Regions from separate parts of the Homo sapiens genome. Here region 1 is linked to region 2. A link is a loop called in an ENCODE intact Hi-C map of the cell type or tissue named here. Cell type or tissue: breast epithelium. All regions are shown on one strand. Each heading gives the region's core, and the rest is flanking DNA. Links, peaks and the distances in the headings are about the cores only. Region 1 has its middle 71 kb from the start of TBX3-AS1. Region 2 has its middle 130 kb from the start of TBX5-AS1.

The links. A loop is a pair of places that touch in the nucleus more often than their neighbours do. Peaks named below come from ENCODE experiments on the same cell type or tissue, not always from the same donor. Only the 100,000 strongest peaks of a DNase experiment are listed, where the experiment ranks them.
Region 1: a loop joins it to region 2, with 37 times the contacts of the local background. A loop is called at or near these places in 1 of 110 quality-filtered maps.

Annotation. Positions count from the first base shown.
Region 1 is chr12:114,603,660-114,619,919 of GRCh38, forward strand. No RefSeq gene overlaps it. Among named protein-coding and RNA genes, the nearest start is that of TBX3-AS1, 71 kb to the right of the region's middle. RefSeq lists a silencer at 15,082-15,266. In breast epithelium, for the core only: no CTCF peak of the experiment used is centred there; no DNase peak of the experiment used is centred there.
Region 2 is chr12:114,527,356-114,543,615 of GRCh38, forward strand. No RefSeq gene overlaps it. Among named protein-coding and RNA genes, the nearest start is that of TBX5-AS1, 130 kb to the left of the region's middle. RefSeq lists an enhancer at 2,065-2,234. In breast epithelium, for the core only: no CTCF peak of the experiment used is centred there; a DNase peak (open chromatin) is centred at 7,992.

The DNA.
Region 1 (16,260 bases), core at 4,817-12,816, 77 kb after region 2:
CCAGGCATGGTGGCTCACATCTGTAATCCCAGCATTTTGGGAGGCCAAGATGGGAGGATTGCTTGAAGCCAGGTGTTTGAGAACAGCCTGGGTAACATAGTGAGACCCAGTCTCTACAAAATATATATATTTTAAATTAGCTGGGTGTAGCGGTGCATACCTGTAGTCCCAGCTATTTGAGAAGCTGAGGCATGAGGATTACCTGAGCCTGGGAGTTGAAGGCTGCAGTGAGCTATGGTTGTACCGCTGCACTCCAGCAAAAAGAAAAGAAAAAAGAAAAGAAAAGAAAAGGAAAGGAAAGGAAAGGAAAGGAGAAGAAGACGAGAAGAAGAACAAATAAATCACCAAATAGATTGTCTAATTGCCTATTCTATTAGAATTGTTGACACCCATCCACCTTTCTCTTAGATTTCTCCTTTCAAGTATGCAACGTGGCTTGACTCCAGAATTTATGAGACTAAATCCCTGCTTTCACACAAATCTATTATTATGTACTTCACCTGCATGCCCTTTTCTTTTCCTTTCTTTCTTTCCCTTTCTTTCTCTTTCTTTCTTTCTTTCTTTCTTTCTTTCTTTCTTTCTTTCTTTCTTTCTTTCTTTTTCTTTCTTTCTTTCTTTTCTTTCTCTCCTTCTTTCTTTCTCTTTCTTTCTTTCTTGTTTCTTTCTTTCTTTTTGCTTTGATGGGTTTCTGGGAGATGGTGATTGTCGAATAGTGGTTACTGAGGGTCATGGAGAAAAATATAAGTTTGCAGGCTTTTGGCGGAAGCTTCTGGGCACAGTAATAGGTGAGCCTCATTCTTGGGCAGTGAATGCAGGCAAGTGGATGGCGTAAATGTTTATTTTAAGGGGGCAGTCATTTATTTTTCAGGCAGAAAGTTTATACAGCTTGAGAGAATTATTTGAAAGGAAATGAGAGCCATGGCCTATAGTACTTATGGGACTGGTCTGCCTTCCTTCTCTCTGCCCAGCTATGAAAATGAGGTTTACCCCTTCCCTGCAGCCCCCACAGCCACCACACACCTCCAGGTCTCACCATGCAGACCTCTGCACAAGGACAGTTGTTTTTGGAAAGAGCTCCACGTTGCAGCCTCAGATGGTCCCCGCTGAAGGATAAACTTAAACAAGCTTTGTGGATGTAATGAAGCTGGCCCTTGAAGCCAGGGAATTTAGCCATGTGGCTGAGAATACAGGCCTTGGCTTCTAAGGCAGAAAATCGAGCCTGGACTTGTCATTCATCCATGATGTGATCCTGGCCTCCCTTTCCCCACTTTTAAATAGATTGGTAGACTAAATGCTCCCACAAAGTCCCTTCCAGCTCTAATGTGATATTTCGGGAAAGAGGTGCGGCATATTTTAACTCACAGCTCTGCCGGCAAAAGTTCCTTGGTGCATCCTGTGCTGCTCCCTGGGCCGTGTTGTCTCTCTAATCCTTTTCTCAGCTCTTATTCCTTTATTGATTCCTTCAAAATATTCACATTGTAACAGCTGGAACAAGAAAACAAAAGAAACAACATTTTCATTTTACCTTAATTTAATTGAAAAATTCACACGTTACAGGAAACGGGTGTATACAATTCTAAGTCTCTGACTTGTAAATTTGAATTACCTCATCTGCCTTTTTGGGAAAATATTGCCATTGGTCTAGTAATATTATATTTGAATAAAGCTTTTTGGTTTTTTTTTTTGCTTTTGTTGAGATAGAGTCTTGCTCTGTCACCCAGGCTGGAGTGCAATGACATGATCTGGGCTCACTGACACCTCTGTCTCCCAGGTTCAAGCAATTCTTTTGCCCCAGCCTCCCAAGTAGTTGGGACTATGGATGCACGCTACCACACGCAGATAATTTTTGTATTTTTAATAGAGACAGAGTTTCGCCATGTTGACCAGGCTGGTCCTGAACTCCTGATCTCAAGTGATCCACCTACCTCGGCCTCCCAAAGTACTGGGATTACAGGTGTGAGGCATGGCAATGCAATGGGCTCCTGGAATATAGCCCTCAAGAAGACAAAGAACTTTCTAGAGTGGAATTTTATTCTAGTGGAGAAGGCAGACAATACTTAAGTAAACAAGTAAATAATAAGTTAATTTTAGGTCATTGTTAATTTTTTTTTTTTTTTTGAGACAGAGTCTTGCTCTGTGGCCCAGGCTAGAGTGCAGTGGCATGATCTTGGTTCACTGCAACCTCTGTCTCCCGGGTTCAAGCGATTCTTCTGCCCCAGCCTCCAGAGTAGCTGGGATTACAGACGTGTGCCACAATGCCTGGATAATTTTTGTATTTTTAGTAAAGACGGGGTTTCACCATATTGGCCATGCTGGTCTCGAACTCCTGACCTCATGTGATCCACTTGCCTTGGTCTCCCAAAGTGCTGGGATTACAGGCGTGAGCCACAGTGTCTGGCCCACTGTTAATGTTAGTCCAAGAGGCAGTAGAGCATAGTCATGCTTGACTTTGAATTGTCACTGATGAGCTGTGTGGTCTTAGGAAAGTTACTTAACCTCTCTGTGCTTCAATTTCTTTATCTGTAAAATGGAGATAAGATTATCTGCCTCAGTGTTGTTGAGAGAATTAAAGGAGTTAACATGGAAAGCTCTTAACACAGTGCCTATATAAGCTTTAGCTGCCATCATTATCATCATCCTCACCACCACCACCATCATTATCATCATTATTAATCTGCCACTATTTTCACCAATTCTTCTTTAATTTCTCTCTCTTTTTCCTGGCCTTTAGAGTCAGGTAGCCCCAGACTTGAATCCCATCCATCACCTACTAGGTGTGTGTATTAGTCTGTTCTCAAGCTGCTAATAAAGACACACCTGAGACTGGGTAATTTATAAGGGAAAGAGGTTTAATGGACTAACAGTTCCACATGGCTGCGGAGGCCTCACAATCACGGTGGAAGATGAAGGAAGAGCAAAAGGGCATCTTACATGGCAGCGGGCAAAAAGAGAATAAGAGACAAGTGAAAGGGGAAACCCCTTATAAAACCTTCAGATCTCGTGAGATTTATTCACAACCACGAGAACAGTAAGGGGGAAACTGCCCACAGGATTCAATTACCTCCCACCAGATCCCTCCCACAACACGTGGGAATTGCAGGAACTACAATTCAAGAAGAGATTTGGGCAGGGACACACAGCCAAACCCTATCAGTGTGTGACTTTCAATAAGTCACATCACCTATCTGATTTTTAGTTTCCTCATATACAGAAAGAGGATGACAATAATAATGATAGTAACGCTTCCTTCTACAATAGGATATTGTGAAGATTAAATCATAACGTGGTTCTGGTGCCTAGTGGAACCTCATAAACATTCACTTTCTTCCTCTTACTTCACATATTTCTATTTGGGCTTTTTTTTTTTTTTTTTTAAGAGAGGGTCTCACTCTGTCGCCCAGACTGGAGTGCAGCGGCGCGATCTCCGCTAACTGTAACCTCTGCCTCAAGCGAACCTCAAGCGATCCTGCCTCAGTCTCCCAAGCAGCTGGGGTTACAGGCACACGCCACTACTGCCCGGGGCTAATTTTTTTTTTTTTTTGTATTTTTAGTAGAAATGGGGTTTCACCATGTTGGCCAGGCTGGTCTCAAACTCCTGACCTCAAATGGTTCACCTGCCTCGGCTTCCCAAAGTGCTGGGATAACAGGCATGAGCCACCACGCCCGGCCACGTATTTCTATGTACTTTTTTTTTAATAGAACTGGTTTCCTTCCTATGCATTTTACGTCATGAAAAACATTATCCTGAAATGGGGTTGGAGCTTTCCCAACTGCTAAAGGGGTCCATAGCAACCACTGTAAACGTCTTGGGTTTGATCAGCTCAGTACTTTCTGATGGTGTTCATAAGCTTCTTCACCTGTTTGATATTTCTCCAGCCATCAAAATCCTTCATTAAAATTGGCAGAAAGAAAATGTGTTGCTTTTTCTGAATGCTTAGTGTTAATAATATTTATGCAATAAAACCAAACAAACACAAAGAACAGGTAATTTAATAGCCATAAGATAGAAAAAAGAGATTGTGTTGAAATTTTCTGATATAATATTGTGTCACTTCTTTTCTATCAACACTTTTGGTGAAAACAAGAGTTATAAGGTTTTTTTTTTTTTTTTTAAAGCGTAAAATAGGGGTGGGGTGGCTCATACCTATTGTCCCAGGTACTCAGGAGACTGAGACAAGAGGATCGCTTGAGCCCAGGATTTTGAAGTTTCAATGAGCCACGATCATGCTACTGCACTCCAGGCTGGGTGACAAAGTGAGACTATATCTCGAAGAAATAAATAAATATAAAAATAGGAAAGAGAAATGTTCTCATTACATAGAGAATATAGTACAAGGATTAACTAATCTTAGAATGATAGATTGTCATTAGCACAACAGATGGTTTAAATGGTCTGACTCCATTAGAGAAAAAAAATGTTTTTTGTTGTTGTTGTTGATACAGTGTCCCTGTCTCTCACCCAGGCTAGAGTGCAGTGGTGTGATCTCAGTTCACTGCAACCTCCGCCTCCTGGGTTCAAGCAATTCTCCTCCCTCAGCCTCTGGAGTAGCTGAGATTACAGATGTCTGCCACCACACCCGGCTAATTTTTGTATTTTTAGTAGAGACAGGATTTCACCATGCTGGCCAGGCTGATCTTGAACTCCGGACCTTAAGTGATCCCCCATCTCAGCCTCCCAAAATGCTGGTATTACAGGGGTGAGCAACCGAGCCTGGCCAAACATGTATTCTTAACATGTTATTTTTCTGACAGCCTCTATCTCTGCCTGCTTCTCCCAGATGTGATATTTTTAAAAAATTATAATCTTTTTGGCCTTGTTCACACAAAATCTAAAACATACACCTCATTGACCCATTGCTTAATTTCCCCTCACCTTATTTTTTTAAATTGTTGTAAGACACATTTAATATAAAATTTATCATCTCAACCATTTTAGGTGTATATACAGTTTAGTAGCATTAAATACATTCACACTGCTGTGTCAACACCATCACTGTCCATCCTCAGAACTTCTTTCATCTTATAAAACTCAAACTTTCACCCATGAAACAATAAGCTTTCATCCACTCTCCAACCCATCTCCTAGCAACCAGCACTCTACCTTCTATCTCTACGAGTTTGATGACTCTAGGTCCCACCTATAAGTGGAATCACACAGTATTTGTCTCTTTATGTCTGGCTTATTTCACTCAGCGTAGTGTCCTCAAAGTTCATCCATGTGGTAGCACGTGTCAGAATTTCCTTGTTTTCTAAGGCCAAATACTATTTCATTACATGGATACATTGCATTTTGTTTATCCACTCATCTGTTAATGGACACTTGGCTTGCTTGCACCTATTGGCTACTGTGATACGTGCTGCTATAAACATGGGTGTGCAAATATATCTTTGAGTCCCTGCTTTCAATTTTTTTGGGTAGACACCCAGCAGTGGAATTGCTGGATCATACGGTCAGTCTATGGATGGTTAATACTGAGTGTCAACTTAATTGGATTAAACGGTGCAAAGTGTTGATCCTGGGTGTGTCTGTGAGGGTTTTGCCAAAGGAGATTAATGTTTGAGTCAGTGGACTGGGAGAGGTAGACCCAACCTCAGTCTAGGTGGGCACCATCTAATCAGCTGCCAGTGCGGCCAGAATAAAAGCAGCCAGAAGAACATGGAGAGATTAGACTAGCTCAGCCTCCGAGCCTACATCTTTCTCCCATGCTGGATGCTTCCTGCCCTTGAACATCGGACTCCAAGTTCTTCAGCTTTGGGATTCGGACTGGCTTCCTTGCTCCTCAGCTTGTGGAAGGTCTATTGTGACCCTGTGATCGTGTGAGTTAATACTCCTTAATAAACTCCCCTCTATATATACATCTATCCTATTAGTTCTGTCCCTCTAGAGAACCCTGACTAATACAGTCTATGTCTAGCTTTTTGAGGAACTGCCCTACTGTTTTAGCAGCTGCACCATTTTACATTCTCACCAGAGTGCACAAGGGTTCCAATTTCTCCACATTTTTGCCAACATTTATATTTTCTTTTGAGACAGATTCTCACTTTGTCACCCAGGCTGGAGTGAAGTGCTGCAATCATAGCTCACGCAGCAGCCTCAACCTCTCAGGCTCAGGCAATCCTCCTGCCTCAGCCTCCTGAGTGGCTGGGACTACAGGCACCTGCTACCATACCCAACTAATTTTTTGTGTTATTTGTAGAGATGGGATCTCCCTGGGTTGCCCAGACTGGTCTTGAACTCCTGGCCTCAAACAATCCTCCAGACTCGGCCTCCCAAAGTGCTGGGATCGCAGACATAAGCTGCAGCACCCAGCCAACACTTGTGTTTTCTGTTTTGTTTTGTTTTTAATAGTAGCCATCCTAATTGATGTAAAGTGGTATATCTTTGTGGTTTTGATTTACATTTGCCAGATGATTATTGATGTTGAGCAGGTGTTCATGTGCCATGACTTTCTTTTTTTCCAGTGGATAGTGGCCTCCTTTATTGGATTCAGTATGAGAACAAGGAGACCTGGGTTCAGCTCTATTACTTACCAGGTAGCACATCACTGGGCAGATAACTGCCCCTTCTTTAATCCTGACACCTTTTTTGTTTGTTTGTTTGTTTGAGATGGAGACTCACTGTTGCCCCAGGCTGGAGTACAGTTGTGCGATCTCAATTCATTGCAACCTTCTTCACCTCCAGGGTTCAAGCAATTCTGCTTCAGCCTCCCGAGTAGCTGGGATTACAGGTGCCTGCCACCACCGCCGACTAATTTTTTGTATTTTTAGTAGAGATGGGGTTTCACCATGCTAACCAGGCTGGTCTTGAACTCCTGACCTCCAGTGATCTGCCCACCTCGGCCTCCCAAACTGCTGGGATTATGGGCATGAGCCACTGTGTCCTGCCTAATCCTGACATATTTTTAAGGGGACAAATCTAGTTTTACTTTTCTGTCTATTTTATATTTGCTTTTATTATTTTAATTACACAGGAAATTCAACTTTGCTGCAGGAGAAATAGAAAATACAAATAAGCAGTTAGGGGAAAAAAAGGACTCTCATAATCCAACACCCAGAGATAAAACATTATTAACATTTATAAGAATATTAAATATGCTATCTTCTAACCAACCTTTTTACTGAAAATATTACAGCTGTCTTCCTAAGTCAATCATACAGGTAAACAAATTGTTTTTCTGTCAGTATAATATTCTTTACAAACATGCTATAAGGCTTCAACTCAGCCAGGCATGGTGGCTCGCACCTGTAATCCCAGAACTTTGGGCGGCTGAGGTGGGGGGGATCACCTGAGGTCAAGAGTTTGAGACCAGCCCGGCCAACGTGGGGAAACCCTGTCTACTAAAAATAAAAAATTAGCTGGGCATGGTGGCATGTGTCTGTAATCCCAGCTACCCAGGAGGCTGAAACAGGAGAATCACTGGAACCTGGGAGGCGGAGGTTGCAGTGAGCCAAGATCCTGCCACTGCACTCCAGCTTGGGCGACAGAGTGAGACTCCATCTCAAATAAATAAATAAATAAATAGTTTCAACTCATCCCCATCTCCTGGACATTTCTTTTTGTTTTGTTTTGAGACAGATCAGATTCTAGCTCTGTTGCCTAGGCTGGAGTGAAGTGGCACGATATTGACTCACTGCAACCTCTGCCTCCTGGGTTCAAGTGATTCTCCTGTTTCAGCCTCCCGAGTAGCTGGGACTACAGGTGTGTGCCACCTCGCCCAGCTAATTTTTGTATTTTTAGTAGAGACATGGTTTCACCATGTTGGCCAGGCTGGTCTCAAGCTTCTGAGCTCAAGTGATCCACCCGCCACGGCCTCCCAAAGTGCTGGGATTACAGACATGAGCCACTGTGCCCAGTCTATTTAGGTTATTTCCATTCTGCACATTTTAAGTCACTTATGAATAGGGTGACTCCTTTACGCAGTGGTTTCTTTATGCTGTGTCTGAGTGATTCCTGAAGCTTGAACTGAGTGGCAGGGACACAGTGTGGATATTTACATTGAGCAAATGAAGACTTTGGACTCTGGCCCCGCACAGAGCTCCTCACTGTCAGCCTGGAAGTTTGTTTTTTTTTTTTTTCCCACACTCTGAGCTCATTCCCATTGTGAAAATGAGAAGTCATCAAGAGGTCACAAGATGACATGAGATGATAATACCTGTAGGGGAATGTTGACTTCTAAAGAAAAGAGAAGGGATCATTATTTACCGATAACCTACCATTTCATGGCATTTCCCAGCACAGTGTATGTAGCACAACTCCAGTTCAATGCCCCCTGATATTTAATATAATAAAGAGTCTCATGGCCCCCAGAGGTTACATCACACAGGAAGAAGACAAACATGAGCATAAACAGGAAGATTTTATACTTCTCACTGAATCTCTCTCACCGTTTCCCTCTTGTCTGCCAGGTACCAGGTGCCAGAAAATCTCCCACCTCCCTTGTCCCAGTAAAAGGATAAAGCATTCAGTGGCCCCTGGTAGCTCTTTTTCAGGTTCTCACAGATCTCAAACACCCTATCCCTTCCCTTCCACCAGAGGACTTGACGCCCCACCCAAAGCACACTCCGACCCACTTCCCACACGGCAGCCAGAATGGGAAATCAGCCTCAACCCACATAGGAATCATGATGAGTGCGGCTGACACTCACCACGTGCTTCATGTACACCAGGCACTGGATGTGCATGTACACAGGCCCTGCACATAACATCCTGTTTGAAGGGCACAAAAATCCCAAGAGGATGGTATTGCTACTCCCGCTTTACAAAAAGAAAAAGGAACAGAGGCTCAGAGAGTCCCAACACACCATGGCTCATCAGCAGGGAGCGAGTTTTTAACCCCAAGTCTGTGAGATCCTGGTGCTCCCAACTAGTATATTTTAGTGCCTCTTTGAACCATGACATTGGCCATGAAGAAAGTGGTAGCATCTCATCACATGTTCTAGAGAGGCCACTGGAACATCTTCTAGACTTTCTAAAGAGAGAGTTAACCTCTTCTTCTAATCAATATATAAGAACCATGTGTCACATTAATAAAGCTAATCATGTAATTGCAGATATATGTATACATACATACACATATATACATATGTATACATGCACTCATATATATACCTATGCACAGTAGATGCATACATATATGCATACATTTGTATGTATGAATTTACATACACAATTGCATATAGACAAACACTATATACATGCATATATATAAAGTATAAGGTCAGAAACTAAATACAGTATATATGTATGTATATATATGTAAATGTGTATATATATATGAACTCATGTATATACATTCACATATATATGTACATATGAGTCAGATCAGAAATTACATTTATTTTTCTTGTTCATGTGTTTCTTCTTCAGTGATATATCCCCACCATTCTGTGAGAATGGTTGGAAATTCTGATCACTTCACACCCAAATTCTCTGGTTTGTTGCAAATTTTTTTTCTCAAAATAATACTACTCAAATTTTAAAAATATATTTATTTTTAAAAGAGTTGGGCATATCTGATATAGCTTAGGCTAAGCTAAGTGTTCATGGTTTCTATCCAGTGAAATATGAGTGAACAAGAGTTTGGGGAGATTTAAGGATGGATTCATATGCAGCCATTAGAATATTTCCGGAATACCTACCTACTAGAAGCGGAACTTATAACATATTATGATCATGCTTGTGGAAATTTATGCTGGCTAGCATTTGGGGGACATCGCCTGGATCAAGGCCAAGGTCACTCTTGTCTCTAGCACACATGCAGATATGCTTCTCATCACAGTAGATACCTTAATTCAGAATGATCCTACAGAAGCAGACATCCCTACCAGATTGCTATTGCTGTGAATGCAACTCCGAAGGGGACTGGACCACAGGCAGCTGGACTTTACATAAGTTACAACAGGAATTTCTGTCCAATGGATAAGCTTGGCCTTTATGACATACACATCAGAGGAAAGAGTTAGCCAACAGGTAGGAGCTACTGTGAGGCTGATTTCAAATATGTTGCCTTTTTCCTATCTTCAGCCTTTAAGATAGTGCAAATCTTTCTATTTTCTCCCTACCTCCAGCTTTAAGTCCCTTCCAGTGATTGCCAAAATCTGAAGCCCAAAAGTGGGGATAGGAAGAAAGCTTGACCCAAAAGTGTCCTTGGATGTTGTGAATACAATGCGTTCATAATTTTTCTTGTCACACTGTATCACACACTAGTTCTAGCTTTTATGTCTCATGATCCTCCACCAGAATGTATAAAATTTAAAAAAGACTGTCAGTACTAACAACTGGTAAGGCTGTAGAGCAATAGGACACAATGCTTTTGGGAATGTGAATTGGCAGTATCACTTTGGAAAACTGCTTGGCAGTATCTGATAATACTGAACACATGTATGTTCCCATGACCCAGAAATTTCACTCTTAAAGGCATACTCCCCCTAGAATGAGTGCTTATGTGCACCAAAAGACATGCATAAGAATATTTTAAGCAGATTTATTTGCTACAACTCGAAGCTGGGAAACAAAACAAAACAAATGTCCATTGAGAACAGAAAGGATAAATGCGGTATGCTCATGAAATGGAATACTATACAGTCATGAAAAAGAACAAACTGGAGCCACGTGCAATAAGTTAGATTAATTCACAGACATGACTGAAAGAAACCAGACATAAAAGAGAACATAATGTGTGGTCCTATTTGTATGAAGTTCAAAAATAGGCAAAATTATCTATGGCAATAGAAGTCAGAAGAGAAGTCAGAATAGAAGTCAGAATTATTTCCCTTCTTAGGGAGAGAATTTACTGGCAGGACGGGGCGTGATGGCTCACGCCTGTAATCCCAACACTTTAGGAGGTTGAGGTGGGAGGATTTCTTGAGCCCAGGAATTCCAGACCAGCCCTGGCAATATAGGAAGACCTCATCTCTTTTTAAAAAAAATTTTTTTTAAATTTTGGTGCATGCCTGTCATCCCAGTTACTTGGGAAGCTGAGGTGGAGGATTGCTTTAGTCTAAGAGGTCGGGGCTGCAGTGAGCTATGATCACACCACTGCACTCTAGCCTGGGTGACAGAGCACAAGACCCTGTCTCAAAAAATAAAAATAAAGAAATATGTATGTGTTTACTATGTGACAGGAACTGTTTGTAAATAAAGGACTTTCTAAGAGACAATCAGAAGGGGGACACTTTCCAGCCTGGCTCAGCATCTCCAAAATGCAAATGAAGATATTACTCTCCCTCGTGAATTTCAGAGATACCCTCCCTGCTCTCATTCTGGAGAGACCAGTGGGAAAAATTGACCCTTCCTTGGCCCCAGTGTCCTCTGCCCACCGCCTCCTCCCTGAGAGCAGACATCCCAGCACTTCCGCTGGAACCCGACAAGCTGTCTCCCTCTGCCACAGGACACTCAGCCAGAGAGTCACTGGTCACTCTGTGGAAGGTTAATTGCTGGTCCCACTACAATAATTACACCCACGGCTAGAACATGGAGCAAAGCAACAAATTTCAACATCACAGGGTGGAGAGGGCAGGGAGAATCACAAAGCTGTTGAAACTGAAGTTCTCAATGCGTGCGATTTATGGCTGAGCAGCTATCTCAGTCTGTAGCATCAAAGCCTTAGGTGAGAGCAGAGGTGACAGGGACACCCAATGCCTCGGTGGCCAGTTCCTGCTCAATTTGAGGTCACAGGTCACATGAGATCTATCTGTTGACTTGGAAACTCTTCAAATCTGGGCACAACTCCCTGTGCCCACAGATAACTCCATTCTTCTCACACGCTTTTGGGTATCTCGAGTGGTGATTGAGAATAGCTCCTGCTCCTCTCCTTCTCTGCCAGCTGCTAGAGGAAATGTCTCCGCTATGAATAGTAGGAATTGTGTTTAATATTTGCGAGATTTGCTTCAAAATCATGTGGATAGGCCGGGCGCGGTGGCTCATGCCTGTAATCCCAGCACTTTGGGAGGCCGAGGCGGGCGGATCACAAGGTCAGGAGATCGAGACCATCCTGGCTAACATGGGGAAACCCTGTATCTATTAAATATACAAAAAAATTAGACAGGCGTGGTGGCGGGTGCCTGTAGTTCCAGCTACTCAGGAGGCTGAGGCAGGAGAATGGCCTGAACCCGGAAGGCAGAGCTTTCAGTGAGCTGAGATCACACCACTGCACTGCAGCCTGGGCGACAGAGCTGGACTCCATCTCAAAAAAAAAAATAAAAAAAGGTCTGGATAGCAGTTACCTTTGGTAGAGTTATAGATAACCCTGAGATTAGCCATTAGTTACAAGTAACTTCAAAATCAGTAATTAATTTATGAGTAGTGGGTACATGGGGTCCATGAAGCCATTCACTCTCGTTTTGTATTTGTTTGAATTTTTTCATATTAATATCTTCTTATTACATTTTCATATTAATGCAAAAACAAAACATGTTTTTTGAAGGAGCATGGTGGCTCACATCTGTAATCCCAGCACTTTGGGAGGTCAAGGTGGGAGGACCACTTGGGCCCAGGAGTTCAAGACTAGCCTGGGCAACATAGCAAGTCCCTGTCCCTACACACACACACACACACACACACACACAATTAGCCACACAGGCATGGCCTGGTGGTGTGCATTTGTGGTTACAGCGACCCCATGAGCTGATGTGGGAGGATTACTTGAGCCCAGGACATCGAGGCTGCCATGAGTCGTGATCGTGCCACCACTGACCTCCAGTCTAGTGACAGGGAAAGCCAATCGCAAAAGAAGGGGAAAAAAAAGACAATCGACTAAGCTGAACGAAATAAAATCCAAAGTAAGAATTCAGGGAAGGCCTTCAAAGAAGACATTCCAGGCCGAGCACAGTGGCTCATGCCTGTAATCCCCGCACTTTGGGAGGCTGAGGGTGAGTGGATCACCTGAGGTCAGGAGTTCAAACCAGCCTAGCCAACATGGTGAAACTCCATCTCTACTAAAAATACAAAAATTAGCCGGGCATGGTGGTGGGTGGCTGTAATCCTAGCTACTTGGGAGGCTGAGGCTGGAGAATCACTTGAAACCGGAAGGCTGAAGTTGCAAAAAGCTGAGATCACTGCAAAAAATTAGCTTGGCTAACTTTTTACGTTTCTTTATTTGTAGAGACAAGATCTTACTATGTTGCCCAAGCTAGTCTTGAACTCCTGGGCTCAAATGATCCTCCATCCTTGGCCGCCCAAAGTGCTGGGATTACAGATGTAAGCCACCACACCCAGCCCTTATGTTTAATTTTAAACAAAAGTGCAGCTTTAGATGATCTCATCTTAACCACCAATAAGACCAGGCATTATGTAAGGGGGAGAACTGAGGCTCAGAAGAAATGAGTGGCATGCCTCAGATCCACCAGCTCATGGTAAAAGAGCAAGAACGGGAATCTAGGCCTGCCAATATAGTCTTGTATTCTCCCTCTGTGACTACATCCTGGAGGCCTCAACACCCATCCTTGCTGTTTGATAGGTCACTTCCAGCACTGACGTTGGAGAGAAACCAAGAAGCAGCACAGGGGTTGGGATTAGGAGGTGCATCCATGTCATCTGTGTATTCGTGGGAAGCAACTGTACAGGAAGAGCGTTCCCCTGGGCTGGGTTTTCCCAGTATCAGACCCTGGGACAACGATGTGAAGGCAAGTGGTTTATTTGGGAGGTGACCCCAGGTAGCACTGGTCCCCTACCAGTGCTTTTTTGTTGGTTTTTGCTGATTTTTATTTTTTTGCTGTTCTTGTTTTTTTTTTTTTTTTTTTGTCTTTTCTTTTTCTTTTTTTTAGACTGGGTCTCATTGTCACCCAGGCTGGAGTGCAGTGGCACAATCACAGCTCACTGCAGCCTTGACCTCCCAAGCTCAAGCAATCTTTCTGTCTCAGCCTCCCAAATTGCTGAGATTACAGGTGTGAGCTACCATGCCTGGCCTATGTCTTTTATTTCTTTTTTCTTTCTTTCTTTTTTTTTTTTGAGACAGAGTCTCGCTCCATCACCCAGGCTGGAGTGCAGTGGCGCAATCTCGGCTCACTGCAAGCTCCGCCTCCCAGGTTCACGCCATTCTCCTGCCTCAGCCTCCCGAGTAGCTGGGACTACAGGTACCCGCTGCCACACCCGACTAATTTTTTGTATTTTTAGTAGAGACGGGGTTTCATCGTAGACAGGATGATCTCAATCTCCTGACCTTGTGATCTGCCTGCCTTGGACTCCCAAAGTGCTGGGATTACAGGTATGAGCCACCACACCTGGCTTTTATTTCTAATAATCCATCCTTCCCTACCAAAAAGACACCTGCACTCACATGTTCATCACAGCACATTCACAATATAAAAGAAATGGAATCAACCTAGGACTGGATACAGAAAATGTGGTACATATACACCATGGAATACTATGCAGCCATAAAAAAGAGAATGAAATCATGTCCTTTGCAGCAACATGGATGCAGCTGGAGGCCATGATCCTAAGCAAATTAACACAGAAACAAAACCCCAAAATACCCCATGTTCTCTCTTACAAGTGGGAACTAATCATTGGGTACACATGGACATAAAGATGGGGACAACAGACACTCTAGAAGTGGGGAGGGAGGGGAGGAGGCAAAACTGAAAAACTACCTATCAAGTACTATGCTCACTGTTTGGGTGACGGGTCCAATTGAATCTCTAACTCAGCATCACACAACATACTCATGTAACAAATCTGTACATGTACCCCCTGAATCTAAAATTTACAACAAAATTGAAAAACAATCTATCCTTCAGAAATACTCACCCAGGCATACAACAATGTAATTGTTGCAGCATTGGTTATAACCAACAAAAAAAATGAAAACAACCTCAGTGTCCATGAACTGGGGATTAGTGAAATAAACAGAAGCACAGCTGTATTATGGAGCACTCAGCAGCAGTTTAGATGTACTGTTATGGTAAGAGGTCCCTGATATATTGTTATATGGAAGAAGAAAAAAAAGCAAGTTGCAACAAAATAGGTTTTGCCTTATTTAATGTTTTCTATATTTAAAAAAAAACGAAGGGCCAGGTGCAGTGGCTCATGCCTGTAATCCCAGCACTCGAGGAGGCCAAGGTGGGCAGAATGCTTGAGTCCAGGAGTGTGATACCAACCTGGGTAACACAGCAAAACCCCATTTCTGCTAAAACATTAGCCAGGCATGGTGGCGTGCACCTGTAATTTCAGCTGCTCGGGAGGCTGAGGTGGGAGAAACACCTGAGCCCAGGAGGTCGAGGCTGCAATGAGCCATGATTGTACCACTGCACTCCAGCCTGGGCAACCAGCCAGAGTGAGACCCTGTCTAAAACATAAATAAATAAATAAATTAAATAAAACAATGAGGAAGGCTACTCACTAAACTACAGATGGTGATTTCCTCTGGGGAGTGACATTGGAGGATAAGGGATTAGAGAAAATTTTTACTTTCTTTTTCTTTTTCTTTTTTTTGAGACAGGGTCTCACTCCGTCACCCAGACTGGAGTGCAGTGGTGCCACCTTGGCTCACTGCAGCCTCAGCCTCCTGGGCTCAAGGGATCCTCCCCACTCAGCCTCCTGAGTAGCTGGGACTATAGCCATGTGCCACCATGCCCAGCTAAAATGTTTCCTTTTTTCTGTATATACTTTTGCCTTTTCATTTTTACAATGAATCCATATTACTTTCGCCATAAAACCAAGGCAAAATTATATATGTAATAAAAGCTCAACTTCTTGGCAGGGCAAAGTGGTAGCTGAGCAGATACTGGGAAAAGACTGCCTCAGTAGCTAGCTGGATTCAGCCAAGAGGTGACCAGGAATCCTCACGTCTACCTGCTCAGGGTGTCATTTGTAGGCATCCATGATCTATTGATCATGGCTGTGTAAGGCACAAACCAACCTCAGCCTTCACCTCACTGGCACCAGATGCCCATCAAGTCTCAGCCTTTAATTGACTTTTCTAGCTTACCTCCTGTCTCTTGGGTCTATGGGTTTAGTAATTTCCACTGGGTCACACTGTAAACCCTTATACTGAGAACAAAACAACATCATTAAGAGGAAGTATGGTGTTGTGTTTGAAAGCATTCATGCTCTGGAGGCACTGCCTCGGTTTGAATCCTGGGAGTCCTAATAACTAGCTCTGTGACCCTTAAGCTTGTTGCTTAACTTCTCTGAGCCACAGCCTCCTTATCTGTAAAATAGTAACAATAATACGACCTATATAATAGGGTTCTTCTGAGGATTAAATAAAAAAAAATACAATGAAGTGTTCAGAAAGTAGTGCCTGGTACCTGGCAATG
Region 2 (16,260 bases), core at 4,608-12,607:
AGGTTGTGCAAGTTCCAACATTACACACATGTCAAAGGCTTGAGATTCTAATTTTTCACAATGAATTCTGTTTCATACCACAGCTTAAGAGAAACATCCTGGTATGGGTTGTGTACTCTGGCCATTGGGTTTAGTCTTTCTGATACACAGTCATGGACAGCATGGCCCCTTCCTGACTCCTAGATTTATTTAGAGAGCTCACTTCCAGCTTCCTGTTGTCAGTGTCCATGACCTTGACCTTGACTCTCATTCCTTATTGGGCATTAAGCCCAGCCCCTTTATTCCAATTGATTACTGTCTTTCTCTTCCCTTCCCTTCCTTTCCCTTCTCTCCTTCCTTTCCTCTTTCCCTCCCTTCCTTCCTTCCTTTACTTATATCTTCACTCAATTTGCTTTATTTTTAAAATGAAAAATGCATAAATTTAAGGTGTCCAACATGATGTTTTGATATACATAGTGAAATGATTAGTACAGTCAAGCAAATTAACATTTCCATCTCCTCATATACTTAACCTTTGTATGTGTGTGGTAAGAACCCCTAAAATCTACTCTTAGCAAATTTTAGGTATGCAATATATTATTAACTATAGTCACCATGTTGTACATTAGGTCTGCAAAATTTATTCATCTTGTAACTGCAAGTTTGTGCCCTTTGATCAACATCTCCCCATTTTTTCCCAGCCCTCAACTCCTGGTAACCACTGTTCCATTCTCTGTTTCTATGTATTTGACTTATTTAGATTCCACATATAAATGAGATCATGCAATATTTTTTTCTTCTGGGTCTGGCTTATTTAACTCAGTATAATATCCTACACAATCATCCATATTGTTGCAAATGGCAAAGTCACCTTCTTTAAGGCTCCATCATATTCCATGGTGTGTGTGCGTGTGTTTGTGTGTGTGTGGGTGTATGTGTGTGTGTGTGTGTGTGTGTATGTGTATAACATTTTCTTTATCCAGTCATCCACTTAGGTTGTCTTCATGTCTTGGTTATTGTGGATAATGCTACAGTGAATATGGGACTGCAGATATCTCTTCAGGGTACTAATTTCATTTCCTTTGGGTATATACCCAGCAGAGGGATTGCTGGGTCATATTGTAGTTCAAGTTTTAATTTTTTGAGGAACCCCTATATTGTTTTCTGTAAAGGCTGTACTAATGTACCTTCCCACCAATAGGGTACAAGAGTTCCCAATGTGCCCATTGATTTTAACTCCCATTTCCTGTTATCACTTGCAAACCCTCTTATATTTTTGCCACCCGAAGAGTTCCCCTTCTTACATTTGAGATTTGCTGTATGTTAAACACTTTTGGTTACATGTTTTTCCAGAATTTCTCTATTTGGAGTAGGAGCCTCTGCCTCCTTCATTCTCTGTTATGTAACACTTATATTTTCTTCAATGCACCATTTATTTTATTTTGTTTGCTTATTATCGGTGCCCCAGGAAAATGTAAACCCATGAGGGTAAGGGCCATGTCTGTCTAATCCCTTGTCCTACTTTTCTGTGGCAGACAGTTTGTGGGCCCCACCTAGATTCCCTTAACATTCACTATTTCCATACATGCCAGTGGCTTCTTACTGCAAACATTGTGACTCTGCCCTGGGGGATTTCTTTGCCTGCAGGAGTGCCAGGTTCACATACTGGACAGGCTGGTAGGTCAGAGAGTCATCCCCTGGGAGTACTCTTTGATTCGTGAGAGATGGAAGCTAGTGAATAAATATTTCAGCTTTTCTTGCCTCTCACCTGGGCTGACTCTGAGACATTTTTCTGAGAAATGTTTTATGCAGTCTTTCCGAGGTCTGCAGTGGGACCAAATGCCAGCTGCCCACACTAGCAACATGCTTTCAAACACCGTATTGGTTGTTATCTTGCCCTGTCTCATTTTGTCATCCACCTTCCAAATTACTTTCACTCACAACCTTTTATTGGGTCTGCTTCTGGATAAAAAAATTCAAGCTGAGACACCCTATGGCTCAGAAACGTTCCTGGGGATACAACTGGATCCACTCTGAATGAATGAATGAATGCATATGAAGAAATTGTATCCAGGTCAAGCACAGTTGCTCACGCCCGTAATCCCAGCACTTTGGGAGGTGAAGGTGGGAGGAGCTTGAGCTGGTAACCACTGTTCCATTCTCTGTTTCTATGTATTTGACTTATTTAGATTCCACCTATAAATGAGATCATGCAATATTTTGGAGATCAGCCTGGGCAATAGAGTGAGACCCCATCTTAACAAAAAATTTAAAAATTATCTAGGCATGGTAATGAGCATCTGTACTCCCAGCTACTTGGGAGGCTGATCTGGGAGGACTGATTGAGCACAGCAGGTTGAGGCTGCAGTGAACCATGACTGTGCCACTGCACTCCAGCCTGGGGGACACAGCAAGACCCTGTCTCAAAAATAAATTTTAAAAAACCAGTTTTTAAAAAGGAGAAATTGCATTCAAATCCCCTAAAAGTAAAACAAGTTGCAGTTTGAAGAATTGGCATGCTACCCTTAGGCTTAAGACAGTGAAAATATCCAGGGAGTGTAATAGAGGGGAGGGAAGGGGCAGATGTGTGTCATTTGTCCATTGTCATCACTTTAAATAGAGTTCAATAGGGTATCATTCTTTCTCCTACCCATGGGACAATAGTGACTCCTGTTCAGCTTCTCCCATACTTTGTAGTACATAAACAATGATGTAGTGAACATCCTAATAATTGCATCTTTGCACATTTCTATGAGAATTGCTGTAAGAGAAATTCCTGGAAATTGCTATGAGTGTCATAAACTGTGAGTCTTTTGCATTTATCAGATCTGCCAAATTGCTCTCCAGTTTTGCATTCCTCACATCCTTAACAACAATAAGTGTAACCCACATGCTTCCTCTTTGCCAGTTTTGTATATGAATCGCAGACTTTTTGTGGCTAGAATTTGCACGTCCACAAATGTGAGTGAGGCTGATTTTCTTCTTCTGTGTTTATTACTTCTCCAAATTCTGAATCAGGAGAAAAGGAAATAGGCAGAGGGAGGTGTACAATTGGACAAAGATTATCAGAACTATTCAAAAGCCCATGCTTTTGAATAGTTTCCCAGTGGGTGGGAAAATGAGATGTTTTTGTTTTGACATGATTTCAGACGATCGTAACGAGAAAGAAATAAAATTTAGTTGATCATATTCAAAATTCTGAAGGACTGAAAGAAAGTTAAAGATGTTTACCCAATGAAGGAAGTCAGTGCAAGAGGTAGCTTGCACAAACAGGCCCCAGGGCTGGACGAGATGGTTCATGAGATGGCAAGACTGGCATACCATCGGTTGGGCGATTAAACTAAGGTCTCTTAGTTTGCCCACGATTTTATTTTCTATCATGGTGAAAGAGTTGTCATTTTTCTCTTTTATAAACAAACACAAGGGTGGTATGAAGGTGGCCTGCCTTTCAAAGGGCCCCCAGTGATCCCTTCCTGCTGGTATTCACACCTTTGTTTAACCCCCCACCTCTTGAATATAGGCTGCACTTATTACCTGTTTCAAAATGATAGAAGATGGCACAAGTTATGGGGTGTCTCTTCAATATCTAGGTTATAAGGGACTGTGACATCTGTCTTGCTAGCAGAATCTCTCTATTGCCTTCTGAGCTGGCACGATTTGATGAAGCAAGAATCTGTGTTGGAGAAGCCCACATGACAAAAAAAAGAGGGTGGAGGCCAGGTGCAGTGGCTCACACCTGTAATCTCAGCACTTTGGGAGGCTGAGGCGGGAGAATTGCTTGAGCTCAGGAGTTCAAGACCAGCCTGGATAAGATAGTGAGACCCCGTCTCTACAAAAAATAAAAATAAAAAATTAGCTGGGCATGGTGGTGCGTGCCTATAATCCCAGCTACTTGGAAGCCTGAGGCAGGAGGATTGCTTGAGCCCAGGAGTTCGAGGCTGCAGTTGAGCCACGAATTTGTCACTGCGCTCTAGTCTGGGCAACGGTGAAACCTGTCTCAAAAAAAAAAAAAAAAAAAAAAAAAAAAAAAAAAAAAAAAGAAGGAAGAAAATGAGGGTGGCCTCTGGCCAACAGTCAGTGAGAATCCAAATCCTGCCTGCCAACAGCCATGTGGCGAGTTGGGAAGTGGGTCCTTTCCTAGCTGAGCCTGCAAATGAAACTCAGGCTCTGGCCAGCAGCCTGAGTGCCTCCAGGAAAATATCCCAGAGAAAAGGACCCAGTGAAGCTGTGTCCAAATGCCTGACCCACAGGAACAGCGTGGTAATAAATGTGTGTTATTTTGAGCCGCTAAGTTTTGGGGTAATGTTTTGTGCAGCAATCAATAACTAATACAGATGGCATGTTTTATGATGAACATCACTGATTTTATGGGATTTTGATAGCACTTTCATACTCCAGAGAGATTGAAAATCTCCGTTCACCTCTTGGGGAAAGTGGAGAGAAACTAAGTTCATACCCGGTTGTATTTATATTATTTTTCTGGACAAATAAAAGTACTTTTATCCTACTCTTTTTTAATAATTAAAAAAAACAGAGATGGGAATCACACTATGTTGCCCAGGCTGGTCTCAAACTCCTGCCCACAAGTAGTCCTCCCACCTCGGCCTGCACTCAACCTCTTATCGTATTCTTCTACACCTTTATGCCTATACCTTTGTTTACACGCATCGGTTTTTTTCTTCTGATGGTCCCCTAGACATAAACTCAGGTTCATTAAATCCCGCCCTCCGACCTTTTTTTTGAGATGGCGTCTCACTCTGTGACCCAGGCTGAAGTGTAGTGGCGTCACGTCAGCTCACTGCAACCTCTGCCTCCCGGGTTCAAGCAATTCTCTTGCCTCAGCCTCCTGAGTAGCTGGGACTACAGGTGTGTACCACCAAGCCTGGCTAATCCCATTATCTTCATTCACCCTCACATCATCAAATGTTGGCCACGTCCCAGATCTTTCCCTCCGGGTGGCCCCTTGAACAAAGAGGACCTAGACATCACGGCAGAGTGTCTTAAATGATATGATATGATAGATGGAAATGATGCATAAAGAAGGACTTGGGACCCTTTCAGGCATGGTTGCAGGAAGGGCGCTGTAATGTGAACAGATGCAGGCTGTTCAGATTGTCCTCACTCGTGTCTCTGAAACCTGAACATGGTTCGCCTTAGTCAACGATGCCACTCAAGTTGCTCCTCCAAATACACAGGCTTGAGTGCCACCCTAGATTCTACTGGCTTTTAAATTTCACCTTTTTTAGGCCAGGTGCAGTGGCTCACACCTGTAATCCCAGAATTTTAGAAGGCTGAAGTGGGAGGAAGGCTTGAGCCCAGGAGTTTGAAATCAGCCTGAGCAATATGTCAAAACCCTGCCTCTACAGAAAAATACAAAAATTAACCAGGCATGGTGGTACCCGCCTGTAGTCCCAGCTACTCAGGAAGCTGGGGTGGGAGGATCACTGGCACCCGGGGGTCGAGGGTGTAGTGAGCCATGATTGCGCCGCTGCACTCCTGCCCGGGTGAAAGAGTCAGACTGTCTCAAAAAAAAAAAAACACTTTTTTTTAACAAAGGTTTTTTTAAAGTCACTTTTTTTTTTTTGGAATAGCATTTAGGGAATTGAGGGAAAATACCACCAGGCAATGGAATGAAAAGAGAAGGAAAAGCAAAGAGAAGTTATACTAACAGAGATAACCAAAGATGTTTTTTCTCCTAAGTTTAAAAGACTGGGAACTCTTAAATTCTCCGCCAGGAATAAATTCTCTGTCTCAATCCTGTTCTCTCTTGTTTCTGTCCAAGGTTAGATAAAATTATACCTATGAGGGTTAGGGGATCTATTTCACTGTTAAATGGAAACAGCTATATAAATTTTAATGTAGAGATTATATTTATCTATGTCATAACCAGGGTCTTAAAATTTTGCAATCTAATTGTTATATTCAATGGTTCTCAAACTATTCTTTTGGAGCTGAGGAAGCCTTTCTTTAAATGAAATCTCTCAGGCAAGACCAATATGTGTAGCAGTTAAAATAAGAGCTGCTGGAATACTACTCAGCAATAAAAAGGAAAAATAGGGCCAGGCGTGGTGGCTCATGCCTGTAATCCCAGCACTTTGGGAGGCTGGGGTGGGTGGATCACCTGAGGTTGGGAATTCGAGACCAGCCTGACCAACATGGAGAAACCCTGTCTCTACTAAAAATACAAAATTAGCCAGGCGTGGTGGCAGGTGCCTGTAATCCCAGCTACTCAGGAGGCTGAGGCAGGAGAATCGCTTGAACTGGGGAGGCAGAGGTTGCAGTGAGCCAAGATCGTGCCATTGCACTCTAGCCTGTGCTACAAGAGCGAAACTCCATCTCCAAAAAAAGAAAAGAAAAGAAAAGAAAAAAACGAAAAGGAAAAATAAAGCACTGATGAATAACACAATTTGCAGGAATTTCAAGGGAACTTAACTGAGTGGAAAAACCAATCTCAAAAGGTCATGTACTGCATGATCCATCCTATTTATATAATCCTGAAATGACAAAATTCTAGAGATGGAGAACAGAATAGGGATTGTCAGGGATTAGGGAGGCGAGGACCCTGGGAAATAGGTGTGGCTTTACTAGGGTAGCACAAAGGTATACTTGTAATGACTGTTCTGTGTCTTCACTGTGATGGTCCCACGTATCTACATGTGATAAAGTTGCATGGAACTGAACACACACATGCATACAAATGAGCACATGGAAAACTGGTGAAATCTGAAGAAGGTCAGTGGATTGCATCAATGTCAATTTCTTGGTCATGATGTTGTACAAGATATGCAAAACTGAGTGAGGGTATATATGGGATCTCTCTGTATTATTTCATACAACTGCATGTGAATCAATGCTGTTCTCAAAGTTGAAAGTTTTTTTAAAAACCAGAATTGCCTTAGAAGTTGTTTGGGACTCACTCCCTCCCTGTTTTCTTCTCCTTAAAGTGAGTACCTTAGAGCACCATGAAGAAACCTCAGGTCAACTCCAAGACCTGCATTTGGCAACAAGGAGCTCCCACCCAGAGATAGAGGGTGACCTGTGCTCACTACCCAGTGAGGGGGTAACAGGGCTGGAGACTCAGCCTCATCTCAACACCTCCAGATTTTCAGCCAAAGACTCTTTCTTCTAAATCTAAATTATTGTTGTTGTTTTTGAGACAGGTTCTCACTCTGTCACCCAGGCTAGAGTGCAGTGATGTGATCTCAGATCACTGCAACCTCTGCCTACCAGCCTCAAGAGATACTCCCACTTCAGTCGCCTGAGTAGCTGGGACTACGGGCAGGTGCCGCCACACCCAGCTAATTTTGTAGTTTTTGTAGAGGCAGGGTCTCACTATGTTGTTCAGGCTGATCTCAAACTCCTGCACTCAAGTGATTCAGTTGCCTCCGCCTCCCAAAGTGCTGAAATGACAGGTGTGAGCCACCACATCCAGTAAGTTCCAATTGTTTTGTCCTTGCTGAATATTTGCTGTGAAGACCAAATTAACTAAATACATGAAGCAACTTAAAATCATTAATACTGGAAGCTAATGAGGCCTTGTAAAACCCTGTGGAGAGGGTAATAATCTTAACCCTGTTTTACAAGTGAGGAAATTAGAGCACAGAGAGGTTAAGTAATTTGCCCAGAGGTAAACCCTAGTGGGTGGCTCTGCTGGGATTAGAACCCACATGGTCTGGCCCATGAGGGTTCCATAGTGCTGGGCTGAGCACATACTAATCGCACAAGATGACATGTGTCTGTGTGTGTACACGCATATGCACAGGTGTGTGTCTTTCAAAAGTCAAGTCTGCATGCCTGCTAAGGCCATCATAGAAATGAGATTTGGGTTTAAAACTCAGCACCTTTGCTAATGCTGTGTTTCTCCTACCCTCCTCCACTGGAGAAATTTAATTTGCTCAGGAATCTCCCATTTTGCCACCGGGAAAGCACAAAGTGACAGAACTTTGGCAGCTTCAACTGAGGGCTCCAGTACTTGTGGCCCAGCTGAACTTGACATTGCAAAGGGAGGGGAAGTTCCTCCCAAATGTCAGGTAGCACAGACATGGAGAGCTGGCCTCATGCCCAAACCACTACGATAATGCCCGGGCCTTGTCATTTACTGCTGTTTCTGCTCACATCATCCAAAGATGCTTCATTAGCTCCTCATTCCATCTTTATTTAGTTTTCCATCAATGTCTCTGTCACTTTTATTTCCTCTTCTTGATTTCAAAATTTGTACTTAGCTGTCAATTCCGAATATACCCACGACTTCCCCATCAGAATCAATTATTTCATAATTACATAACTCATTTGTATCAAATAAATTCTTCTAGTTATTTTTGTTGTTGCTTTTTTTTTTCTGAAATGGAGTTGCGCTCTTGTTGCCCAAGCTGGAGTGCGATGGCATGATCTCAGCTCACTGCAAACCTCTGCTTCTGGGGTTCAAGTGATTCTCCTGCCTCAGCCTCCAGAGAAGCTGGGATTACAGGCACCTGCCACCGCACAGAGCTAATTTTTTGTATTTTTAGTAGAGATGAGTTTTCACCTTGTTGGCCTATAGTTTTTAATGTGGTCACTTTTTCGGGACTATCAGAAGACCTTGAGTTTTCTATTGTCTCATGAAATGTTTCCTTGCGCTCGGATGATAAGGATCAGAGATTGGGAGAACACAGCAAGTAACATGCTGTTCACACAAGCAATTTTTATTGTTTTTACAAAAATAAATTTATATTATGATGTAGTACGCTTTTTTTTCACTTAATAAATTGTGGACTTTTTCCAACATTATTTTGATGGTTACTGTTTTGGGTTGAATAGTGTCTCCCAATAATTTATGTCCACCCAGAACCTGTGAATGTGACCTTATTTGCACATGGAGTCTTTGCAGATGTAATCATGCTAAGATGGGGTCTCCCTGGATTAGAGTGGACCCTACATCCAGTGACTGGTTTCCTATGAGAAGAAAATTTGGGCACAGAGACATAGGAGAAAGAAGACCCCGTGAGGACAGAGGCAGAAGTTGGAGCACTACAGCTACAAGCCAAGTGTCTCCGTCCATTTGTGTTGCTGTAAGGGAACACCTGAGGCTGGGTAATTTATAAAGGAAACAAGTTTATTCGGCTCACAATTCTGCAGGCTGTGTAGGAGGCATGGCACCAACACCTGCTTCTAATGAGGGCCTCAGGAAGCTTCCGCTCATGGTGGAAGGTGAAGGGGAGCTGAATTGTGTGAAGATCACATGGCAAGAGAGAAAGAAAGAGACAGAGGAAGGAGGTTCCAGGCTTTTTTGAACAACCACCTCTCGCAGGAACTGATTGAGCAAGAACCCAGTCATTACTGCAAGGACAGCACCAAGGCATTCATGAGGGGATCCATCCCCATGACCGATGGTCATGGGTGTTTAGAAATCAGGGTTGCTTTAGAAGCCTTCCATTCTGCCCTACCTCCAACACTGGGGATCAGATTTTCACATGAGATTCGGAGGAGACACACAAACCAAACTATAGCGTGAAGGAATGCTAAGGATTGCCAGTGACCACCTAAAGCTGTGAGAGAGGTATGGAACTGGTCCTGCCTCAAGGCTTTTCAGAAGGAACTTGGCCATGCCAACATCTGCATTTCAGACTCTGGCCTCCAGAACTGGGAGAGAAGAAATCTTCATTGTTTTAAGTGATCCAGTTTGTGGTCATTTGTTATGGAAGCCCTCAGAAAATAATATAGCTACTTAGCGCTGTATCACATGAATCTATTAAACATATTTAACCAATTCCCTAACAAACACTGGTTTGTTTTTCTTTTCTTTCTTTTTTTTTTTTTTTTTTTGAGATGGAATCTCGCTCTGTCACCCAGGCTGGAGTGCACTGGTGTGATCTTGGCTCACTGCTACGTCTGCTTCCCGGGTTCAAGCAGTTCTTGTGCCTCATCCTCCTGAGTAGCTGGGATTAAGGTGTGTGCCGCCACACCCTGTCAATTTTTGTATTTTTAGTAGAGATGGGGTGTTACCATGTTGCCCAGGCTGGTCGCGAACTCCTGAGCTCAGGCAATCTTCCCTTCTCGGACTCTCAGTGCTGGGATTATAGGCATGAGCCACCTTGCCTGGCCAACACTGGTTTGTTTCTATAAAGAACATTTTTTGAACTCAGATTGTTAGTTTCTGTACCCTTATGCCATTTTCTAATAACTTGTCTCCAAGTGGCCGGTGGTATAGTGCTGAGCATAGGTGCCTTTCTGGTAATTTATTTTCAAAAGTAAATTTGTTAAAGCAAAGGGATGCACTCTTTTAACAATTTTTATTTATACCACAAAGTTCATTTGCCCATCCGCCTGCAATTCATCAGAGGACCAGTTATTCTAGCTCCCATCATGAGATGGCATCATAAAATATTATGAAATACTTGCTTCTAGAATGCTTCTAGAATATCCTTATTTTTCACCACCTACCCTGTGACCTCCTGCTAGGCAGATACCATACTGTCTTGTCAACCATGGTATCCCCAGAGCCTGACACATAGTAGGTGCTCAATAAATATTTGATAAGTGACTAAATAAATAAATGGATGTCCATTAAAATCATAGCAGTGATATCCTTCCTTCCCCCAAATGAATTTTTCCATATGCAATTTGGCAACAAGGGTTAACTTATTTGTTATCATTTTAGTCCAGATCATTGATAAATATTTATAATCAAATAAGTCCCTGTGTACTCAGCAATCTGCTAGTCACTAGACAGATAGATAACAGGCTAGACAGGTAGATATAAAGCATTTTTAAAAATTGCCTTTACTTTGTGGAATTTACATTATTTTTTTGAGACGCAGTCTCTCTCTGTCGCCCAGGCTGGAGTGCAGTGGCGCTATCTCAGCTCACTGCCAGCTCCGCCTCCCAGGTACACGCCATTCTCCTGCCTCAGCCTTCTGAGGGGCTGGGACTACAGGTGCCCACCACCACGCCTGGCTAATTTTTTTTTTTTTTTTGTATTTTTAGTAGAGACGGGATTTCACTGGGTTAGCCAGGATGGTCTCGATCTCCTGATCTCGTGATCCGCCCGCCTCGGCCTTCCGAAATGCTGGGATTACAGGTGTGAGCCACGGCGCCCAGCCAGGAATTTATTTTTTAAAAGCTGTTCTTGGGTTTATTCTTTTCCTATATGCAGCTAATTTTTCTTTTTTAATAACAACTTTACTAAAATATAACCTATATACTAGTATATTCACCCTTTTAAAGTTATAATTCAGGACGGGTGTGGTGGCTCACCCATGTAATCCCAGCAGCATGGGAGGCCAAGGCAGTTGGTTTTATAGGGCCAGGAGTTCGAGACCAGCCAGGCTAACATGGTGAAACACCTCTCTACTAAAAAACAAACAAAAATTAGCAGGGCGTGGGGGCACCCACCTATAATCAGAACTTCTCGGGAGGCTGGGGCACAAGAATTGCTTGAACCCAGGAGACAGAGGTTGCAGTGAGCCGAGATCATGTCACTGCACTCCAGCCTGGCCAACAGAGTGAGACTTTGTCTCAAAAAAAAAAAAAAATGTTGTGCAGCTATCACCACTGTCTAATTTAGATCCTCTTTCTGCAAAATTCCATATTTATTAACAGCCACTCTCCGTTCCTTTCTCCTCCCAGGAACTAGCCACTACTAATCTTCTTTCTATCTCTATAAATTTGTCTATTCGCATCCAGGCAACCTTGCACCTCTGCTGGACAGGGTTTATGCCTGTGTTTCGTAATTCCATAATGCTTTGCATCTTTAGGAATTTGACAGATGCCTAAATGGCCAATGGCAAACACCCAGAAGCTCTGCAGAATTCTAAAACATCATTCAGATTTAGTAAATGAAAGCAGAAAAGTCCATCATATTTTAGGAAAATCTTCTGTCCATGGGGTCAAAAAAAATTTTTGTTTAATTAAACCCTCAGTTTTGTTGTACATGTTCACTTTTTGTGCATTTTTGCTGGTATTTCTTGCTCAAGGAAACAGCTCTGTCAATATACTTGCCGCATAATGAACTCCATCAATTCACTGCCATGCTGGGTCTTCGCATTTATGATGACACTTCCTCTGCCTTATGTTATCAGGAAGTGAAGGCTTCCATAGAAGTACATTTTCCAGATAACTAAAGTTAGCTCTTTCAAAGGCCACTCCTGAATTTCAATTATATTTTCTTATGAACGTCATTCTAAAATGCATACATATGGTGGATGTCTGGACAGAATTCTAAGATGATTCCCCAAGACACCCCTGCCCAGGTGTACACGTCCTATTTAGTCACCAGACCTTTGAACATTATAGATCTCACTCCTGTGATTAGGTCACGTCACATGGCACAGTTGCCTTAACAAAGAGAGCTTAGCCAATGGGCATGCCATAAGTCCTTTAAATCTGGGTCCAGAGGTCAGAGACAAAGACATCAGGGATTAGGAGCTTAAGAAAGATTCAGACCGGGCACAGTGGCATGTACCTGAAGTCCCGGCACTTTGGGAGGCGGAGGCAGGCAAATTGCTTGAACCCAGGAGTTTGAGACCAGCCTAGACAATATGATGAAACACCACCTCTGCAAAAAGTACAAAAATTAGCTGGATGTGGTGGCATGCATCAGTTGTCCCAGATACTGAGGAGGCTGAGGTGGGAGGATCTCTTGAGCTTGGGAGGCTGAGGCTGCAGTGAGCTGTGATAGCACCACAGAACTGCAGCCTGGGTAGCAGAGTGAGACACTGTCTCACAAAAGAAAAAGAAAGTTTCAGGGCACCATGTTGGGTTGAGCATGGAGGGGGCATCCGGCAAGGAATGGGGACATCCTCTAGGAGCTGACGGCAGCCCCAGCTGAGAGCCAGCAAGGAAACAAACACCTCAGATCTATAGCCACAAGAAGCTGAATGCCACCACCCATAGCAATGAATGTGAAAGAAGACTTTTCCCCAGATCCTCTAGGCAAGAACATAGCCCAACTGACACTGATTTCAGCCTTATGATACCCTAAGTACAGAACTCAGTCATTTTGTTCCAGACTTCTAACCTACAAAACTCTGAGTTCATAAATGGATGGCATTGGAAGCCACTCACTAAGTGTGTGGTAATTTGCTAGACAGAAATAGCAACAACAGGAAACTAACACAAACACCTGTCTTTTAAATAACTGTGTTCATTTTACTATAAAACAACTTTAAAAAAATCTCTTTCTTTTAAAGAAAATCTCTATTTCATGATGCCTTGACTAGCCCAGAGGAGAGGATAAGAAAAGTGGTCTTGGTGCGAGGGTGGAAGTATGGGTTGCCACTTCAAGTCATGTCATTAGATGGGGGGTTAGCAGAGGCAAATCAAGACAGTCATGATTGCTTTGCAAATGTTTGAACTGATTCAGACGAATGTTAAAATCTGCCACATCTATTCCAGTAAAAATGGTAGAAAAAACCCTGCCACAGCATCCAATAAGTGTGGGAAAAGATGCTCAACATCATTAACATCAGGGAAATGCAAATCAAAACCACAATGAGATACTGCTTCACACCCACTGCGATGACTGTAGTCCAAAAGTCAGATAATAACAAGTGTTGGCAAAAATGTGGGGAAATGGAAACCCTTACACAGTTGTCCCTCCCTATCCTTAGGGAATGGGTTCCAGGACCCCCTGAGGATACCGGAATCTGTAGATGTTCAAGTCCCCTATATAAAGTGGCACAACATTCACGTATAACTTACACACTTCATCCTGTATATGTTAAATCATCTCTAGATTACTTACAATATCTAATACAATGTAAACGCTATGTAAACAATTGTCATACTTTCCTTTTTATCTTTTTTTAGTGTATTGTTATTCTTATTGGTTTTATTGGTTTATGTTTCAATATGCAGTTGGCTGAATCCTTGGATGCAGAACTCAATGATATGGAGACTAACTGTACGTTGTTGGTGGAATGTAAAATGGTGCAGCTGCTTTGGAAGAGACTGAACGTCCCTCTGATGGTTAAAAGTGGAGTAAACACATGACCTAGATATTCCACTCTTAGGTATTTACCTAAGTGACATGAAACACAAGTCCACACCAAAACTTGGACTAGAATGTTCATAGCAGCATTATTCATAACGGCCAAAAAGTAGCAACTACCCAAATACCTATCAACTGACTAATGGATATATAATATGTGCTATAGCCATACAATGGAATATCATTTGGCAATAAATAGAGATTAAGTACTGATATATACTACAGTATTTATGAACCTTGAAAACATTATGCTAAGTGAAAGAAGCCAGGAGGACCCAGTGTAAGATTTCACTTATAAGAAATGTCCAGAATAGGCAAAGCTATAGAAAGAGAAAGAAGATTAGTGGTGCCTGGAGCTGGGCGAAGCAGTGGGGATTTAGGAATGAGGGCTATGAGGGGTAGGATTTCTTTTAGGGGTTGTGGAAATGTTCTAAAATTGATCATATTGATGGATGCACAATACTGTGAACACACCAAAAGCAATTGAATTGCACACTTCAAATGGATGAATTGTACAGCATATGAAGTATATCTCAATATAACGGTTTTTTTTTTAAAAAAAGATGCACAATATATTGCAGGGCCACTCAGAAACCACCTGGTGTGTACAGGGAGGGGCCCACGAGCCGGCCAGGCCCTTCAGCATCTTCTCAGGGGAACTTGGCACTGTCTGCATACATGATGTAAAAGGTGACCAGGGAGCAGCAAAGCCAAGAGCTGAGGAGTAGAATTCTTGCAGCTGCAGCTGCTCAGAAATCCCCATTCAGGGCTTTACTGGCAAGGTTCACCTTGGTTAAAATCTCATCATGCCTTTTCTGTAGTCAGAGTGATGTCAAGACTGATTAATGGTTTGACTAAAAATATAACAATGATGAGAAAATGAGAAAAGAGGAGGTGGGGTGTAAAGGGAGCTAAATCCACATCTATCCCAACCAGAAATAAATACATAACAGTTAATGTTGGTAAACTGTGCAATAGGAGTGGAAGCATCTCATTTAGACATGTAGAAGTGGCTGCCTCGTGGATCAGCTAAGGTATTTAATGTGGCTGCCTCTGAGAAGGGGCCATATGGAGACAGATAGGGGAGGAGAGGGCTATATTTTACTTTGAGATTTTTAGGTGCTACATTATTTTTTAAACTATTAAATTGAACCATATGAAATTGCCATTTTCACAGGTGCAAAATGGTTGAAGACAGGGAATTTCATATGATTCAAACTTGTATCTGAATGCATTTATTTTGGTTACATATTTTGAAAAATAATAAAGTCTATTGGATAAAAGATGTCTGTATTAGTCCGTTCTCACACTGCTAAGAAAGACATACCTGAGACTGAGTAATTTATAAAAGAAAGAGGTTGAATTGACTCTCACTTTAGCATGACTGAGGAGGCCTCAGGAAACTTACAATTATGGAGGAAAGGGAAGCCAACACATCCTTCTTCACACGGCAGCAGTGAGAATCGAGCAAAGGGGCAAGCCCCTTGTAAAACCATCGGATCTTGTGAGAACTCCTATCTTAAGAACAGCATGGAGGTAACCACCCCCATGATTCAATCGCCTCCCACCCAGTCTGTCCCGTGACATGTGGGGATTATGGGAACTACAATTCACGATGATATTTGGGCAGGGACACAGCCAAACCGTATCAATATTCAAATACAACTTGGTCATCTGCCAAAACATTTAGCCCTTTGAAAGTGAAGAAGGAAGATGAGCAGGTAAAGAATCACTTCTGGAGCCCTCAGCATGTGCGAGGCACTTACCTTGTGCATCGAATTCTCATAGCAGCCCCACAGGTAGGCAGGTAGGAACCAGTCTCATTTCGAATTTAAAGGTAACAAACATAAGACCCAAAGTCCGGGCATGGCGGCTCATGCCAGTAATCTCAGCGCTTTGGCAGGCCCAGGCAGGTGGATTGCTTGAGCTCCGGAGTTAAAAACAAGCCTAGACAACATAATGAGACTCCATCTCTACAAAAAATAAAAAGTAAATTAGCCAGGCATGGTGGTTCATGCCTATAGTCCCTGCTACTCGAGAGGTTGAGGTGGGAGGATCACTTGAGTCCAGGAGGTAGAGGCTGTAATGAACCCTAATCACGCCACTGCATTCCAGGCTGGGTGACAGAGCGAGATTCTGTCTGGGAAAATAAATAAATAAATACAAAATAAATAAGAGAAAGAAGTACACATTTAAGATCTGACATGAAAAACATCCTTGACATATCGTTAAGGTGGGGAGGGCCTCTATGTAAAACAAATAAGCAAATCCATTTTGATCACTTATATTTTTCTAGAAAATTATTATTTTCATCT